Regions from separate parts of the Homo sapiens genome. Here region 1 is linked to region 2. The links are chromatin loops, found by intact Hi-C in ENCODE. Cell type or tissue: IMR-90. All regions are shown on one strand.

Region 1 (4,000 bases), 240 kb after region 2:
TGATTGAGACAGTACTGTTTATCTTCTAAAGGTGTCAGACTATTCCTAGAAATGAGCTCTTCAAGGTATATATACAAAAGATTTTTATAGTAGGCTTTTTTCCTCCTGTGGTATCTTTCTTGTAGAAATGTGATTGCTGAAAATGTGTGTGCCACAGTCAATGAAGTGCCTTTTTAAATATTAGCAACTTAAAGCCCACATCAATCATGAAACTAAAGTTTGACGTTGACAATTACAGAAAGGGATTTCATTTTGATTATGAAACAGAATCTTTCTGAGAATTGGTCACTTCTGACAATCTGGTCCACTCTTTCTGAAGAGTTTTCATGAGAAATATGCCTCATCTTTACCACAGTGTCTGCCTGTAGAATTAGCTCCATTTCTAAATCACTGCTTCATAGCTATTCAGTCTCAGATCGCTAATAAAAATGGTTATTCCCTTTTCACAGGTGGCAAAACTGAGATTTTGGGATCCATGCAGCTCTATGGAATATATTATGGGTGAATTTTGAACCCAGGTCTATGTGCTTCCAGGTAAGTTTTCCATTTTGCCACTCTCTCCTGTGAGCCTAGTCTTAAGGTGAAGTCCTAACTGGGACACTGAGGACAGAAGGGCCCATTGATTGAGACTCTCTGACTGCGAGAAACAGTGGAATGCAAAATAGCATGCTCACAGCTATTTTCAAGCAATAGCACCATCTAAAACCACTTGGAATGAAGAGACCTATGTGGCTAAGAACTGATGCAAAGGAAGAATATTCACTCTGGGTCAGTGTTTGAGCCTATAGAATTAGCTAATATTGTTGATTTTGCTGCCTCTCTGATATGTTGGAGGCAATTTCCATCCCCCTAAACACGTTAAATGCATTTTGTGATTTTAACAGGCTAAAGTGTTAACTCTTGTTTAAATATCTATATTTAGCATTACTTATAGAACTAACACAAGTACATTCTCTTCCATACAGAGCGATTAACTTTTTCAGAAAATTATTCAAATAATTCATTGGACCATTATGTTAGGGATGCTTACTCATCAATTCCAGATAGAGTTGATAAAGATTTGTGCCCATATGGGATGCACTCTGTAGAGTATCCACATATAGATTGGACCTACTAGTGCTACCTCTAGCAAAATGAGAATGTTACCGGTAATCATCACACAAAGGATGTCATGGTAAATCAAGGCTCAGAAAATTATATGCTACCTAAGGGATGTGGCATTGTGCTTCTACCTTGTTTCTTCTCAAGCCCAGTTACATCAGTTTCTTCTTGTTTCTTCTTTAGTCTGGCTGTGGCATTCAGATATTTGTTCAGCTCCAGGTTTTGTTTATTTCTGGTTTTTGTTTGATTCTGGCTTGAGCTTGTGGGGAGTAATTGTGTAGTTTAAGGTCCTTCTGCTTCTAGCTCATCTTGAATCCATGTGTCATTTTCATGACTGGGTTTTTTTTTATTTCTCAAATAAATGCATTGGTCTGCCTGCCTGGCTTTTGCACATTTCAGGCTTCCATCTGCAAAGAAAAGAGACCATGAGATCTGCTAACATGCAAAAAGAAGATAAAAGCATTTTTAAAAAATGTCTTCCTGCACACAGGCCTGCTTTATAATAAACCAGAACAGTGCAGGAATTAAGATGTTGTTGAAATGCCCAAGTGTTTCTGCCCTTTTATTATGTCCAGGGTGATGAGGTCATGGCTTACTGTTTAGCTTATGTGGTACAATTAAGAGATTCATTTCTTAATGTGATTCATCTCAGGAAGAGTTGACTCAGAAAAGTTTTAGGGGAGAGGCAAGACTTGTATGAGGAGATTTTGAAAAATTGTGCTTTTCTTCTGGAAGTTTGAGTTCATTTTTTATTCCAGGTAAGAATGAGGAGAACTGCAATGAGTCTGTCTCAGATTTCTGAGTGACAGGGAGCTGTTGTTGATTGTTTTTGGAGACAGGATCTCACCCTGTTGCACAGACTGGAGTGTGGTGCTACGATCATGGCTCAGTGCAACCTTGACCTCCTGGGCTCAAAAGATTCTCCCACCTCAGCCTCCCCAGTAACTGGGACCACAGACAAGTGCCACCATGCCCTTCTATTTTTAAAAAATTATTTGTAGACACAGGGTCTCGTTATGTTGCTCAGGTTAGTGGAATTTGATTACTTAATGCTAATAAGGCTAAAGAGGTGGTTTTGGTTTTGGCTTTTTTTCCCCCTTTGGAATTACGGCAAAAAGGTGAACTAAATATTTATTTTACTAAGACATCATTATATCTCTGTGTGTAGACATGTTTAAATGAAATAGTTTCTCAGATATATAATAATATCTGGCCAGGTGTGATAGTTCATGCCTGTAATCCCAGCACTTTGGGAGACTGTGGTGGGAGGATCACTTGAGGTCAGGAATTTGAGACCAGCCTGGGCAACATAACGAGACCTTGTCACTACAAAAAATAAAAAAACTTAGCTGGACATGGCAGTGCACACCTGTAGTCCCAGACACTTGAGAGGCTGAGGTGGGACAATTGCTTGAGCCCAGGTGTTGGAGGCTGCAATAAGCTATCATTGCACAGGTGCACTACAGCCTAGGTGACAGAGCAAGACCCTGTTTCAAAAAAAAAAATATATATATATATATATATTTATGCAACTATATGGTATATATAATCTTTATATTTTGTATATACAGTTTTTTTATTGTGTTGTTTATCTGTCAGTCCCTGATTGAGTTCTTTCAAATACAGCATTTACCTTCCTACTGCTGAAAAAGAGGTAGTTTCTCCATTTAGTTAGAGTGGCAGTTCTCAATCACAGTCAACCCCTTCACAAGTATGTGCCATGACAAAAATGTTGATAAGTAATGGATCAGGCCATCTGTATTAATTTATAAAATATTTATTCATGGGCCTCTGGGCAGCATTTACTCAAATTCGTTCCTTCCCTGTGAGTTGTCCTTGATTATGATTCTCAGCTTGGTCTTCCATCCAGTCAACTTTTAGTGAAAATTCCTAATTTGTGTACTGGTCAGTTTAATATAACAAATGTTTATAAAATGCCTGTGCTGTTTAAGGCACCATGCTGGGTACTTGGGATCATTTTTGGAGGGATTAACTACTCTCTCTGTCCTTTAGAAGGAGATGGAAAATTCTGCCATAATGAATGTAAGTCAGATTGGGATAAACATGGTAAAAAGGGGTAAACACAGTGTCATATGTTCCCTGAGGAGAGGACAATTTATTTTGCCTAGGAATCCAGTAAGGTTTCCTAGAGATGGTGACATTTGAATTAGTCCTTAAAGGAGAAACAAGATTTTGAATAGGCAAAGATGGAGGAAATGTGCTAAGTTCCAGAAGAGTGAAAGCCCATAATACAATCAAGGAAAGGAGAGAGGTCTGTTTCTACTTGAGCATTAGCTGTGTGCGAGGTGTGTATGAGGAGCAAATGACAGGTGAGTTTCAAAGAATAGAGTATTTTCAGTTCCTGAGGAACACTGAACATTATGCTAAGAAATTTGGACTTTATTAATAAAAAAACCCAGAAAGCTGGTAAAAGTGTTTGGAGTGAGGAGGTGCCCATGATTATAACTGACTTTAGAAAGGTAACTGTTCAGGATGTTAAAGATAACTTGGGGTAGAGACAAAGCAAGTGGAGACAGGGATCCATTGGCAGGCTATTGTAATAATCCAGGTATAGGTGAAGTGACGTAGGACAGTGATAATAAAAGCAGAAATGAGAGACATTCTGAGTCTAGAACTGGATGTGGTGGGATTCAGAGGTGATTTACAGATGACTCTGAAGTTTGTAGTTCAGGTGGTTAGCAAAAGAAGAAACCATGAACTGAGAGAAAGAACTTTAAGAGAAGAAGGTTTGAAGGAGAAAACAATGATTGTGTAAATTGACATTTATAATACACTATGATTATACATACCATTTCTTTCTTCTTTTGAACTAGATTGTTACAGCCATTCTTTTTTGGATTCCATTGTTAGAATTATACTCTATTTTCCTTTAAATGTA
Region 2 (4,000 bases):
TGGCCTACTGAAGCTTTTTAAATGTAGAGGCTTAAATAGCACTTGCCGTGGGAATTGAGAGATGCAAGTACTTTCAAAATTCAGTTGATTATTAAAGTATTTGATTAATCCATGCCAATATTTTCTCTCAATTTTCTAAGTATTCATGAATAAGTTATGTATTTATGTTGAGAGAATGATAATATATATGCTTCTCAACTTGCAATGGAATTATCTCCGGACATCATAAGTTGAAAATGTAAGTTGCAAATGCATTTAATGCACCTAACCTACCAAGCATCATAGCTTAGCCAACCTTAAACGTACTCATAACATTTACATCAGCCTACAGTTGGGCAAAATAATCTAACACAAAGCCTATTTTATAATAAGGTGTTGAATATCTCAAACATTGTACTGTACTGAAAGTGAAAACAGAATGGTTGTGTGAATACTTGAACTATAGTTTCTACTGAATACATATTTCTTTCATAGCATTGTAAAGTTGAGAAATCCCAAGTTGAACCATTGTAGATTGGGGACTGTAAAAGATTGGCTAATGTAAATATCAATGACTGTCTAAAGTTTAATAGAAATTGTGATTTTTAAATTGTGTATGGTTATAATACAAAAATCATGAAGAAGGCCAATCTGTTATTACAGTGTGTACTTAAAAAACATGCCTTCCTTGGGCCGGGCACGGGTGCCCACGCCTGTAATCCCAGCACTTTGGGAGGCCTAGGCGGGCAGATCACGACGTCAGGAGATTGAGACCATTCTGACTAACACGGTGAAACCCTGCCTCTACTAAAAATACAAAAAATTAGCCAGGCATGGTGGTACGCGCCTGTAGTCCCAGTACTCAGGAGACAGAGGAAGGAGAATCGCTTGAACCCAGGAGGCGGAGGTTACAGTGAGCCGAGATCATGCCACTGCACTCCAGCCTGGGCGACAGAGCGAGACTCCATCTCAAAAAAAAAACAACAAAAAAAAACTTTTCTTGCTATAACTTTTGGTATTAATTATATGAGAAAATGAAATCCCTAGGTTAACCATTTAGATACTGCTGGGATATGTGATCCTCCTACCTTCCTTAGTATCCTCATAAAATGTTAAGTTCTAGAAGCAGCGTTATGTATAAAAGTACAGTCAGCCGTCTGTATCTATGGGTTCTAAATCCGCTGACTCAACCTCAGATTAAAACTATTTGAAAAATAAATACTACAAATAAAACCAATACAGTATAATAACTACACATCATTTACATTGTATTCGGTATTATAAGTAACTAGAGATGATTTAAAGTATACAAATACTATGCCATTTTATATCAGAGACTTGAGCATCCATTTATTTTGCTGTTGGGGGTGGGGTGGGGGGTCCTGTAACCAATCCTCTGAGGATAACAAGGGATGACTCTATTAATATATTGATTTTATATTACAATACATACTAGTGCTCTGAAATTCCCAAACAGGCTGGTCATTGTTTTGCATTATTTTGTAATGAAATTCAAGCAGTTAATCAGCAGCAAGAAGAGTAGTGTGAGACAAAATAAGATGTTTAGTCATTGTATGATTTTTTTTTTTTTTGAGACAGAGTCTCTCTGTCGTCCAGGCTGGAGTGCAGTGGTGTGATCTCGGCTCACTGCAACCTCTGTCCCCTGGGTTCGGCTGACTGCAACCTCTGCCCCGCCGGGTTCAAGTGATTCTCCTACTTCAGCCTCCCAAGTAGCTGGGATTACAGGCGTGCACCACCACGCCTGGCTAATTTTTGTATTTTTAGTAGAGATGGGGTTTCGTCATGTTGGCCAGGCTGGTCTCAAACCCCTGACCTAAAGTGATTTGCTCACCTTGGTCTCCCAATGTGCTGGGATTACAGGCGTGAGCCATGACGCCCAGCCAGTCATTGAATAATTATTTAAAAATGAAATTTTGATGTAGTGAAACTTTGTCTTTTGTGGAAGTGCCTATGAGTCTGCAACCTGGTGGTCATTGCCAAATTGCCATTGGTTCACACTTGTAATTACCAGTAGCCAAGAGAGCCATGTGACTACTGTAAGCCCTACTGAAACCACTGACTGTTAAAACAAGTGTGTTTGTTTGACACATTGTGTGTGATCCTTGTCTACAGCCCAAATGACTGTTTTGGGTAACTCAAAGTTGAATTTAAAGATGAAAAAAGATAGGTTTCATAGTATAGGGGGAAGTGAAAGAGTGAGAGAGTTGGAAATTGTTAATCTGTAGCTAAATTCTTTATGAAATAAATGTGAAAGGATTAAGCTCATTCCGTGTAGTTCCTAGGGCGGACAAAAGGTGGAGCAGCTGTCTGAACCAGTGAATTCCTTGTCTCTGAAAATGTTCCAGCCCATAGTGAATAAACACCCTTGGGGCTGATCCAGTACTGGGAGGGGGCGAGTGGAAGACTCACAGGATCCTTTTCAATTCCGGAGGTCTATGAAGTAAAAAGCGGAAGAAGTTTTGGGAGGAATAGAGAGGGAGGGGGACATCATTTAAAAGTAAGTTTGGGCACTCATACCAATTCTCATACTTACTACTTTGTCATATGCTACCCAGTGGTTACAAACAGTAAAATGAAGTAAAAGTGCAGTACTAAGTATTAAAAATAGGCATTCAAATATTTTTCCAAATGCATGTTTTCAGCATTACCTCCAGGTAGAATATACCAGAACAACCAATTCATTTCTAAAAGGAAAATTGCATACCAATTTTCCTATCCCAATTTTCCTATTCCTATAAGAAATGAAAGAGACACAACGAGTTTTGTCAATAAAACTTTAGGAATATCTGCACATGTACATTTACATTCAAGTTGATAACACTGGTGGTTTCATTTCAATACAAATTATGCTAGAGAACTGACATTTCAGACATGGTCATATATATGCTATTTGAATTCCTTTATCTTGATACAGATCTTGATTGTGAATCTCTTGATGATAGATGTGCAGCTAATTTGTCCCGAAACTCATGAAGATAATTGTATTGCTGAAAAAAGTAAAGATACATTGGAATACACTGTAGAAAACTAGTTATCAGTGTGGGCACAATATTAGCAGGTATCAGGAATAAAAAAAAATACTTGCTAAGCACAATTCTACATCTTTTTGGGTAAGGAAGCATTTGCATCATGGGGAAGTTTTATCTTTTAGTAAAGCCATATAGTGTGAAAAACTATTGTTCTACAAGTCTCTAAAAATCAGAAGGTGAAATGAAATGTAGATGGATATGTTTTAAGTCTAAAATTCTTTCTCTCTTTACTTACAGGACCAAATAAGATTAAAACAGTACATAATGGCATTATTTTTGCTAACATTTTTCCCCCCTGGTAAGAAGGACAGAGCACTTTCTGTAGCAAGTAACTGGTATATTTAACAAAATCCATTTCTCAATTTATAGAAGCCCTAGTCTTCTGCTTTTTTGTGATGACATAATGCACTAGGGATAATTTTCATAGACAATATTTTTTAAAAACAAACTGTATTGCTAATCTCAGCAGATAAGCAAAATAAAAGCTTTAAATAATTTATTTGGAGTTTTAATAGCCTCCCAAAAGATATTCTTACTCTGCCAATCATCTCATTTCATATCCTTATTGAGATGTGGAAACTGCATTGCTAACACCAGCAAGCCTGTTTGCCACAGAATGCTGAGGTGATAAACTGAGTCTGTAGTAATATGGACTTAATTATCTGCAATGTTAAAGATGTAAAACATATGGATATTCATATATACATCTGGCCATGGCCATGTAGTTTGTTTTCAAGAGAAGAGAGGTGAACTTTTTGGATTTGAAGCATCATTTGATTTTTTTTTTTTTTTGAGACAGGGTCTCACTTTGTCGCCCAGGCTGGAGTGCAGTGGTGTGATCTCGGTTCACTGCAACCTCTGCCTCCCAGGTTCAAGTGATTTTTGTGCCTCAGGCTCCCAAGTAGCTGGGACTACAGGCACACATAACCACCCTGGCTAATTTTTGTATTTTTAGTAGGGACAAGGTTTCG

What was found. Peaks named below come from ENCODE experiments on the same cell type or tissue, not always from the same donor. Only the 100,000 strongest peaks of a DNase experiment are listed, where the experiment ranks them.
Region 1: a loop joins it to region 2, with 31 times the contacts of the local background. A loop is called at or near these places in 1 of 110 quality-filtered maps.

Annotation. Positions count from the first base shown.
Region 1 is chr14:54,180,561-54,184,560 of GRCh38, reverse strand. It overlaps LOC105370507 (a long non-coding RNA gene), which reads left to right. Exons shown (of 6, transcript XR_943883.3): 4 at 450-534. Among named protein-coding and RNA genes, the nearest start is that of CDKN3, 210 kb to the left of the region's middle. In IMR-90, no CTCF peak of the experiment used is centred here; a DNase peak (open chromatin) is centred at 1,720.
Region 2 is chr14:54,418,979-54,422,978 of GRCh38, reverse strand. CDKN3 (cyclin dependent kinase inhibitor 3) reads right to left here. Exons shown (of 8, transcript NM_005192.4): 8 at 2,761-2,987. The coding sequence ends at 2,901. Among named protein-coding and RNA genes, the nearest start is that of CNIH1, 20 kb to the left of the region's middle. In IMR-90, a CTCF peak has its summit at 2,274; no DNase peak of the experiment used is centred here; H3K27ac peaks cover 191 bases.